3 separate regions of the Homo sapiens genome follow, and regions 2 and 3 are each linked to region 1. The links are chromatin contacts, found by Hi-C or POLR2A ChIA-PET in ENCODE. All regions are on one chromosome and are shown on one strand. Each heading gives the region's core, a stretch centred on a gene start or an enhancer-like site at or near the end of the contact. The rest is flanking DNA. Distances are from core to core; before and after follow the strand shown. Region 1 holds the start of SSH1 (slingshot protein phosphatase 1). Region 2 holds the start of ANKRD13A (ankyrin repeat domain 13A). Region 3 holds the start of GLTP (glycolipid transfer protein).

Evidence for each region. Hi-C counts contacts between places; a loop is a spot of excess contacts on that map. ChIA-PET counts read pairs that join two places held with the same protein, here RNA polymerase II (POLR2A). Pooled maps may share reads with other maps.
Region 2: a map with no recorded cell type shows a loop between it and region 1 (5-fold over the local background). The contact joins the promoter of ANKRD13A here to the promoter of SSH1 in region 1. A Hi-C loop is called at or near these places in 2 of 37 single-sample maps with no recorded cell type and 6 of 50 pooled maps. POLR2A ChIA-PET finds 5 or more read pairs at or near these places in 1 of 52 experiments (GM12878).
Region 3: a pooled map shows a loop between it and region 1 (5-fold over the local background). The contact joins the promoter of GLTP here to the promoter of SSH1 in region 1. A Hi-C loop is called at or near these places in 7 of 50 pooled maps. POLR2A ChIA-PET finds 5 or more read pairs at or near these places in 2 of 52 experiments (GM10248 and activated T-cell).

Annotation. Positions count from the first base shown.
Region 1 is chr12:108,856,299-108,858,862 of GRCh38, forward strand. It overlaps SSH1 (slingshot protein phosphatase 1), which reads right to left and starts at 1,285. Exons shown (of 15, transcript NM_018984.4): 1 at 1,130-1,285. The coding sequence starts at 1,198. RefSeq lists enhancers at 1-482, 535-584 and a silencer at 1,015-1,754.
Region 2 is chr12:109,998,133-110,000,696 of GRCh38, forward strand. It overlaps ANKRD13A (ankyrin repeat domain 13A), which reads left to right and starts at 1,298. Exons shown (of 15, transcript NM_033121.2): 1 at 1,298-1,652. The coding sequence starts at 1,557. It also overlaps a transcript of GIT2 not described here. RefSeq lists an enhancer at 1,022-1,211 and silencers at 1,292-1,411, 1,422-1,511.
Region 3 is chr12:109,879,268-109,881,831 of GRCh38, forward strand. It overlaps GLTP (glycolipid transfer protein), which reads right to left and starts at 1,274. Exons shown (of 5, transcript NM_016433.4): 1 at 1,005-1,274. The coding sequence starts at 1,107. LOC124903012 (a long non-coding RNA gene) reads right to left here and starts at 2,134. Exons shown (of 3, transcript XR_007063455.1): 1 at 2,094-2,134; 2 at 1,848-1,907; 3 at 1,631-1,740. It also overlaps a transcript of TCHP not described here. RefSeq lists a silencer at 982-1,531 and an enhancer at 1,856-2,357.

The DNA of each region.
Region 1 (2,564 bases), core at 35-2,534:
AAGGCCCCAGCCTAGGACAAGCCAGGCCAACCCTGCAGGCTAAGAGGGCAACAGTGCCCTCAATCAACCCCAGAGGAAAAAGTGGCCAGGCAAACGGACCTGGGCCACACACAGACCCACAAAAACGCGCACAGTGCCAGGACACGCAACCCAGGAATGCACCTATGCAATCACCCAGAATGGGTCACAGCCACACAGAAAGATAGATGCACATAAACACACAGGCCTGAGTGATGTTACAGAAAGGAAAAGCCAGACTAAGGCTGCACGCACAGACGTGAAACACAGCCACACAGAGCCCACAGCACGCTCGGTCACCGTCACACAGTGACACGGGCACGCCTACAGACAGAACTCCAGAGGCGGCAGGCGGGGAAACAATCTCACACGTTTGTAGGGGCACTCCCAGATGCCTGTCTCACGCTGGCACAGTCCCCGGACGGCAGGTCAGCAACAGTCACATCTCACATCGCACAGCCAGGCATACAGGCAAAGGGCCTAGAACTACCCCGGCCACAGGTCTCAGAACCAGCGGCTCACGCAGTCACCCAATCAAGGGTCCCAGTTGCACATCCAGTCACCCCTGGACCCTGGTCACACTGCAGAGTCACTCACAAATGGGAGTCCCGACAGACGCACAGTCCTCCCCAGACAGAGGTCAACCCAAGATGGGGGTCACACCTGAAATCACAGTCCCCACACAATCACGAGGTCACATCTGCACACACAGTCTCTGCACAGTCACCCTTAGGGGTCACAACGCACACAGTCTCCGCCTAACAGGGGTCACCCCAAGATGGGGGTAACCCCCTGATGTGGGTCACAGCGCACACACAGTATCCTGCAGACACTCCCAGAGGGGTCGCACTGCATACACAGTCCCTGCAAAGTCGCCCCCCGATAGGGGTCACACCGCACACAAAGTCCCCGCACAGCTCCCCAAGACAGGGTCACATCGCACACAGTCCTCGCACGGTCACCCCGGTCCGGCTGCCCGGCTCTGTTCCTACGGCGGGGCCCCGAGGAGCCCGCGCAGCCGCCCCCCTGCCCCGCACGCGCGGCCCCAGCTCCGGCGGCCTCGGCGCGGCGTCCGGCGGCCCAGGCCGGGCGCGGCGAGCCCGGGGCTCACCTCGCTGTTGCTGGCCGAGGAGGAGGCGGCGCTGGGCGTGGGCGAGCGCTGCAGGGTCACCAGGGCCATGGCTGCGGCGCGGTGCGAGGGCGCCACAGACGTCTCGAGCTAGAGCCGCCACCGCCACCGCCGCCCGGGCCGGGCCCGGGGCCTCCTGGAGCCGCGCGCGGGCGGCCGGGCCGAGCCGGGCCGGGCCCGCCCCTCCCCCTCGGCGTCGCCACCGCCCCCGCCCCCAGCTCCCGCCTCCCGCGCCGGCGCGCGCAGGCCTCAGTGCGCGGAGTGGGCGGGGAAGCGGGCAGGGCGGGACGAGGAGGCGCGCGTGCGCGGGGGCCCTGAGGGCTGCCCGAGGCCTCGGCTGGTCGATCACGTCCCTCGCGCGCCCGACACACGCGCCCCCGCCCGCGCGCCCCGCTATCAGGCCTGGGACTCGGGGGCGCGCGCGCCGCCCGGAGCCCGTACGCCCCAGGGGCCCTGCCCGCTGCTCTGCCTGGGGAAACTGAGGCCCGGCGACCGTGCAGACAGGACTGTACAGCGACCAGGAAATAAAAGACGTCCTGGGGCCGGGCGCGGTGGCTCACGCCTGTAATCCCAGCACTTTGGGAGGCTGAGGCGGGCGGATTACGAGGTCAAGAGATCGAGACCATCCTGGCCAACATGGTGAAACCCCGTCTCTACTAAAAAGACAAAAATTAGCTGGGCGCAGTGGTGCGCGCCTGTAGTCCCAGCTACTCGGGAGGCTGAGGCAAGAGAATCGCTTGAATCTGGGAGGCGGAGGTTGCAATGAGCTGAGATCGCGCCACTGCACTCCAGCCTGGGCGACAGAGCGAGACTCGGTCTCAAAAAAACAAAAAACAAAAAACAAAAACAGTAAGCAAAATAGATTCGCCTGATTTTGCAGAGGTTAATCAAGTTATTAGGCACGTTTTTAAAAAAGTATTTTGCTAATCTTTTTCAATGAATTCTTTCTGGGTGTTCTGAAACCCAGCCAACTCCTTGGAGGTCAGGGAAGGCTTCCCAGAAGAGCTTTATTCTGAGGCTTGGGCTTGAGCATAAGCAGGATTAACAGGTGAAAGAACAGAGAGACAGCTCTCCAAGCAGGGGGGATCAGCGTGCCCTGAAGCAGGAAGAAGTTTGTCAACCGGAGGCCAGCACTCAGGGAAGGGAAGAGGGGAGGAATGGCTGGAGTCTCCATCCTCTCTGGAAAGATCGCTCCGGCTGCTGCGTGGATGAGGGACCACGGGGCAGAGGGCTGAGGGAGACCAGGGAGGAGGCTGCTGCTGTTGTCCCGGGGAGAGGTGACCAGTTATGGGGATGGAGAGGGGAACATGGAATAAGATACCAAGAAGGCAATTCTGGCTTGACTTAGTAGTAGGAAACTTTTCTTTTAGCCAAAATCTCATCTCCCGGCTCCCACCCCCAACCTCTGCATGTTGCA
Region 2 (2,564 bases), core at 48-2,547, 1.1 Mb after region 1:
AAGAATGAGAAGTGCTGGAAAAGGCCTCAGAAGCACTGGTCTTGAGTCCATCTCTACAGTGTGATAAATGTGTGATGGAGAAATAATCACAGAATTCCCACGCATTCCATGGTTAGAGTCTCCGGGTGCCATCCTGGTGCTCCTGCATCCTGTTTTGGTTTAACAACTCACAAATCTTCTGGGCTCCACATCTGTGGAGAATGGATTAGGTTGGGATTCTTGAACAGCTGTTGTTGCAGGCATCTGAAGAGCTGGATGTGCATACACTCAGAGGGCAGAGGGAATGTTTTCACAATGCATTAAATAGCTTCATCCAGCTATGTGGTCTAGTTGTAGACAGCTGAGCTGAAGCAGCAGCAGAAAGTTCAAGCCCATGAGTAGCTAGCTGTAAGTTGATTTGGTTCTTCATTGAGTCAAGGAGGCATAGTGCCTGAAACTCAAAGAATAAACTTCATATTCGCAGACTGTGGTCAAATATGTATATTATTTATCAGTCCTTTCAGCCATAACCTCAAATCCAAAAAGCTAGCTTAAAAATGACATTCATACATGGACTAAATCACCACCATAGTTAGCTATTGAATCATAACCCGGTTCGGAGTTCAAATAGAAGCGGTTCTCAACTGAGGACGATTTTTCTCCCCGAGACGACATTTGGCAATATCTGGAGAGACATGTTTTGGGGAGTGCTACTGGCATTGAGTGGGGAGAAAGACCAGGGCAACTGCTCAGCATCCTACAAGGACCGGACAACCCCCACACAAAAACTGCCCAGTTCAATATGTGCCGAGGTTGAGAAATCATGAAGTAGAAATATCCCCTTTTATGCAAATACTGTATTTGAAGCCACTTCGCCAGGGTTTAGCGTTCCTCCTTCAAAAATTGTCCGGTGTTGCCCACTTCCAAAATGGCTTTTGACCCGTCGTGGAAGCATCTGTCCTGCTCCAAAAAGGCTGCAAGGGTGTCGGCAGCTGGAATGGTTTGGTCCGGGGCTCAGTTGTCACCCCCTGACTTCAGAGCCAATGGAAGAGGCCCAGTTGTGGACCGAACCACATGGGGCTACTGGAGCAGGGGGAAAGAAGCTGGGGACAGGTAGACGGAACTTTCCGCGTGGAGATCTTTGGCCAAGAGAATGAGCCTCAGCTCTGTTCTGTGGGCTGCACTGAGTTTCTCGGTGTGAGCTGGAGGTGGGTGCAATGGCGCGGACCCCGGACCCGGTGCCCAAGGTCGCCTATCCCCGCCGCGGCATGCGGTGGTTCGCTCTCCGCACTTCCCTGTTTGGGGCAGTTAGGTCCGCAGAAGTCTGTCCGCGAGCTGTCAGCGCGGGCGGGAACGCCGCGGGGCGCGGGGTGGGCGCGGCCGACCTGGTCCCTGAGCCGGCCGGCGACCCCGGACCTCCCGCGCGCCCCGCACCCGACCGGCTCAGCCGGCCGGCAGCGTAACACGCCCTACGCTCGCTTGCTCGCCGGCCTCAGGGCAGGCAGGCGGGCGCGGGAGACCCCGCCGGGGCCGAGACTTGGGGCGGGCGACGAGGACCAGGTTACGGCCTCCTCGCCATGTCCTCGGCCTGCGACGCGGGCGACCACTACCCCCTGCACCTCCTAGTCTGGAAAAACGACTACCGGCAGCTCGAGAAGGAGCTGCAGGGCCAGGTGAGGGGCGGGGCGGGGGTCCGTCTCCCGGTGGGGACTTCGGGGAATCGGGGGTCGTTTCGCCTCCCTGAGCCCATTTCCAGCCCTCTGTCCCCGGGATCCCCAGACCCCTTCCACTTTGCAGGTGTGGGACAGTCCTAATAATAGGACACGTATCGAGTGCTTACCGTGCGACGGGCTTTTTAAATATCTTCTCTCTTCACCTTTCCAATAACGCTGGTGGGTAGGTACTGTTACTTTTCCACTGGACAGAGAAGGAAACAGGTCCTCAGACGCTACGTGCCTTGTGCGAGGCCGCCCCGCTGATAAATGCCAAGTCGGGATTTTAACTCGGGCCGGCTGGCTCCGGAATGCACCGTCTTAACCATTTTTAGGTTCTGCTGCCTCAAAGACGTAAGAATAGCACACTCTCCTTGTTGTAAGGAAGGGCTTGGTTGGTTTTGGAGTCCAGGTTCTAACTCGCCCTGTGACCTTGGGCAAGGCATTTTCCCTCTCTGGCCGACGTTAACTTAGCTGTAGAATGAGGATGTTGGTGCTGGGGCAGAACCCAACACTTGACTCTATTGATAGGTCTGGGGTGAGGTCCAGGTGCCGCATTTTTAACAAACTCCCCAGGGAGGCTGATACCTAGCAAAGTTTGAGAATCACGGGTTCTCAGGCTCCTTAAAATCCCTTCCTGTTCTAAAGTGCTTTGATGCTTTAATCTTTTCATTATTGCTATCTCTTTAAAGCAGTAGTGCTCTCAGTTGGAGGTGATTTTGCACCCACGACCCCCCGGGGACATTTGGCAATGTATGGGACATTTTTGGTTGTTGAAAGTGGGGAGTGGGTGCTTCTGGTAGTGGGTAGAGGCCGGTTATGCTGCTCAACATCCTACAATGGCCAAGACAGCCCCCCGCAACTAAGACTTCT
Region 3 (2,564 bases), core at 24-2,523, 1.0 Mb after region 1:
AACCAGCAGGACAGGACAGAGCCCACATGGAGAAGGAGAATAGAGGCTCAGGTTGCACCCTTTACCCGGGACCCAAAAGGCAAAGGGCAGGGGCAGTGGTGCTGGCTTCTAGTTCCCATTTTCCATCTGGGGCCTTGGCTGGACTGGGCTAGGCTGAGGGAGTGCGGGAAGAGGGTCTGAAAGTGGACCGCCTTCCCAATGCGCCCAGGAACTTCCACACGACATACAGGGGAGGGGCTTCCTCTCGTAGAGCCCAAACTGAGGGAGGAATTGGTGCCAAGCTCTGTATGTCTGATGTCACCTCACAAAACAGCTCCCCCGACAACCCTCACCCCTGTCCTAAAAGGAGGAAAAACTTTAGGTGGTTTCCCCTAGAAAGAGGCCCTGGAATTTTGCAACTCCATCTTCAAAACCCTCTCCTTGTCCCCGCCTCACCAGGCTTCCTACCCTTGGAGGGGGAGATGGGAGTCTTTGATCTGGAATGGGCGAATTCTGAGGGAAGAAGGAAGGGTTTGTAGGTCCCATGAGGGAGAGGCTGGAAGCGTTCAAAGAGAAGGCTTATGAAATGGGGGGATTCATTGTAAGGGGAGCGAGTTGAGAGCCATCAGAAAGCGCCAGGGATGAAGGACTTTGGGGAAGAAGGGGCAGGAGGCTTTGGGGGAGATGGTGGATTACAGAATGCCTAAGGGAGATGGAAGATCATCCGTGTTGGGGGCACGGATGATCAGGGGGCATTTGGGGGATATGTAGGACTGTGAGGTGTCTAGGGAGAGGGAGGATTTGGGGAGGACAGGCAGGATGTGACATGTTTAGAGCGGAGAGGACTTGGGAGTGGTCCGGGAAAGGGAGAATTTAGGGTGAGTGGAGGGAAAGAGGATCTTGGGTGCCTGGGGAAACAGTACTTAGGGGTGTCTAGGGCAGAGATGGTTAGGGGATGCTCGGGGGAAGGAGGATTCGGGTGCGCGTGGGGCTGCGGGCCGCCTCCCCCCTCCATTCCGGCTCACCGAAGAAGGGCGGCAGGTGGGACACCGCCTCGAGGAAGGGCCCGGTCTCGATCTGCTTGTCCGCGGGCAGCGGCTTCAGCAAGTGTTCGGCCAGCAGCGCCATTTCGGGGTCGAGGCCCGCGGTGATGCCCCAGCCGGCGCCGCGGGCGTCGACACCGCCCCCCCGGCCGCCGCCGTCAGCGCCGGGGCCGTCACAGCCGCCCGCCGCAGGCTCCGGGGACGCCAGCGTCGCCACTTCCGCCCGCACGGCGCCCTCGTAGCCGAGCGCTCAGCGCCGCCCGCCGGCCGAGCGCCTAAACTGCCGGGCGCGCCGCCCCGCCCCCGCTCACCGGCTCCCAATCCGCGCCCGCCGCCGAGGTCTCCGCGCCCCCATTGGCCGGGGGGCCGGCCGGGGGCGGGACGCAGAGGAGGTGCGCCGGTTCATGGGTCCCGGAGGGCCCAAGTGAGCCGCTCCCAGGTGAGTCTTCCCCAGGTGTGCCTCCCGCCGCCCCCGGTTTGGCCCCCCAATCCGGGCGGGCCGACTCGGGCCAGGTCACAGCTCACAACCCGCCCACCAGCTCGGGTTACAGCCCCACCCAGCCAACGCTCCCCAGGACCCCCGTTTCCCCCAAAATTGTACCCCAGTAACCCCAAGTGACCTGGGTGGACACTGCTCTCCTGTTGGTCACGGTTCTCTTTCGCTACAACCGACGAGGACGCTCGATTGCTTGATTCTTGGTCTTCAATGACCTTATACCTGTTGAACACTGCTGAAGTCACAGTCTAACTCAGCCACTGCCCTGCTGGACAACTCCTGCTTCCCGAAATCTGGGGTCCAGTCTGCCCTCAACAGTCTGATGTTACCTGTTGTGAGGCAGAAAAATAGGGCCTGGAGGCAGGGAACATAAGGCTGACTTCCTAGACCTAAATCAAAAAGCACCTTAGCAATGACAGGAATGTAAACGGCTTTGCAACTTCACTTCATCCTCTCCATTCACGCCCTTTACACTTTGTAACTTCACATTCATCCTCTCCATTTACACAGACCACACACTCCAAGAAACATCCTCTCCATTTATACTTTGTAACTTCACATTCATCCTCTCCCACCAAGTAACATCCTCTCCATTTGCACATCCTCTCCATTTGCAATAGGGCACATTCTGAGTAAATGACTCTGTGACTTCACTTCATTCTCTTCATTTACATAGAATATTCACCAAGTAACCAATGGGAAACCTCTAGAGTATTGAGACCCTAGAAAATTCTGTAAGCAGAGCTCTTGAGCCTCTACGCTCAAGCCTGCTCCCAAACTGTGGGGTGGACTTTTCGTTCTCAGTAAATCCTTGCTTTTGCTTTCCTTGCTTCGTTTGTGTGTTTTCTCCAAGATGCCAAGTACCTGGACACCTTCTACTGGTAACAGCTGGAGCCAGCCCAGTTTATACCAATTCACCCACAACCTGGACACTTGTTTCCCAAACCTAATGTCTCTCCAACAGCCCAGGGTCCAGCTTCTCACACCTTGAATCACAAGTCATCTCAGCCACAACCCACCTAGATGCTTATGTCCTAAACCCAATG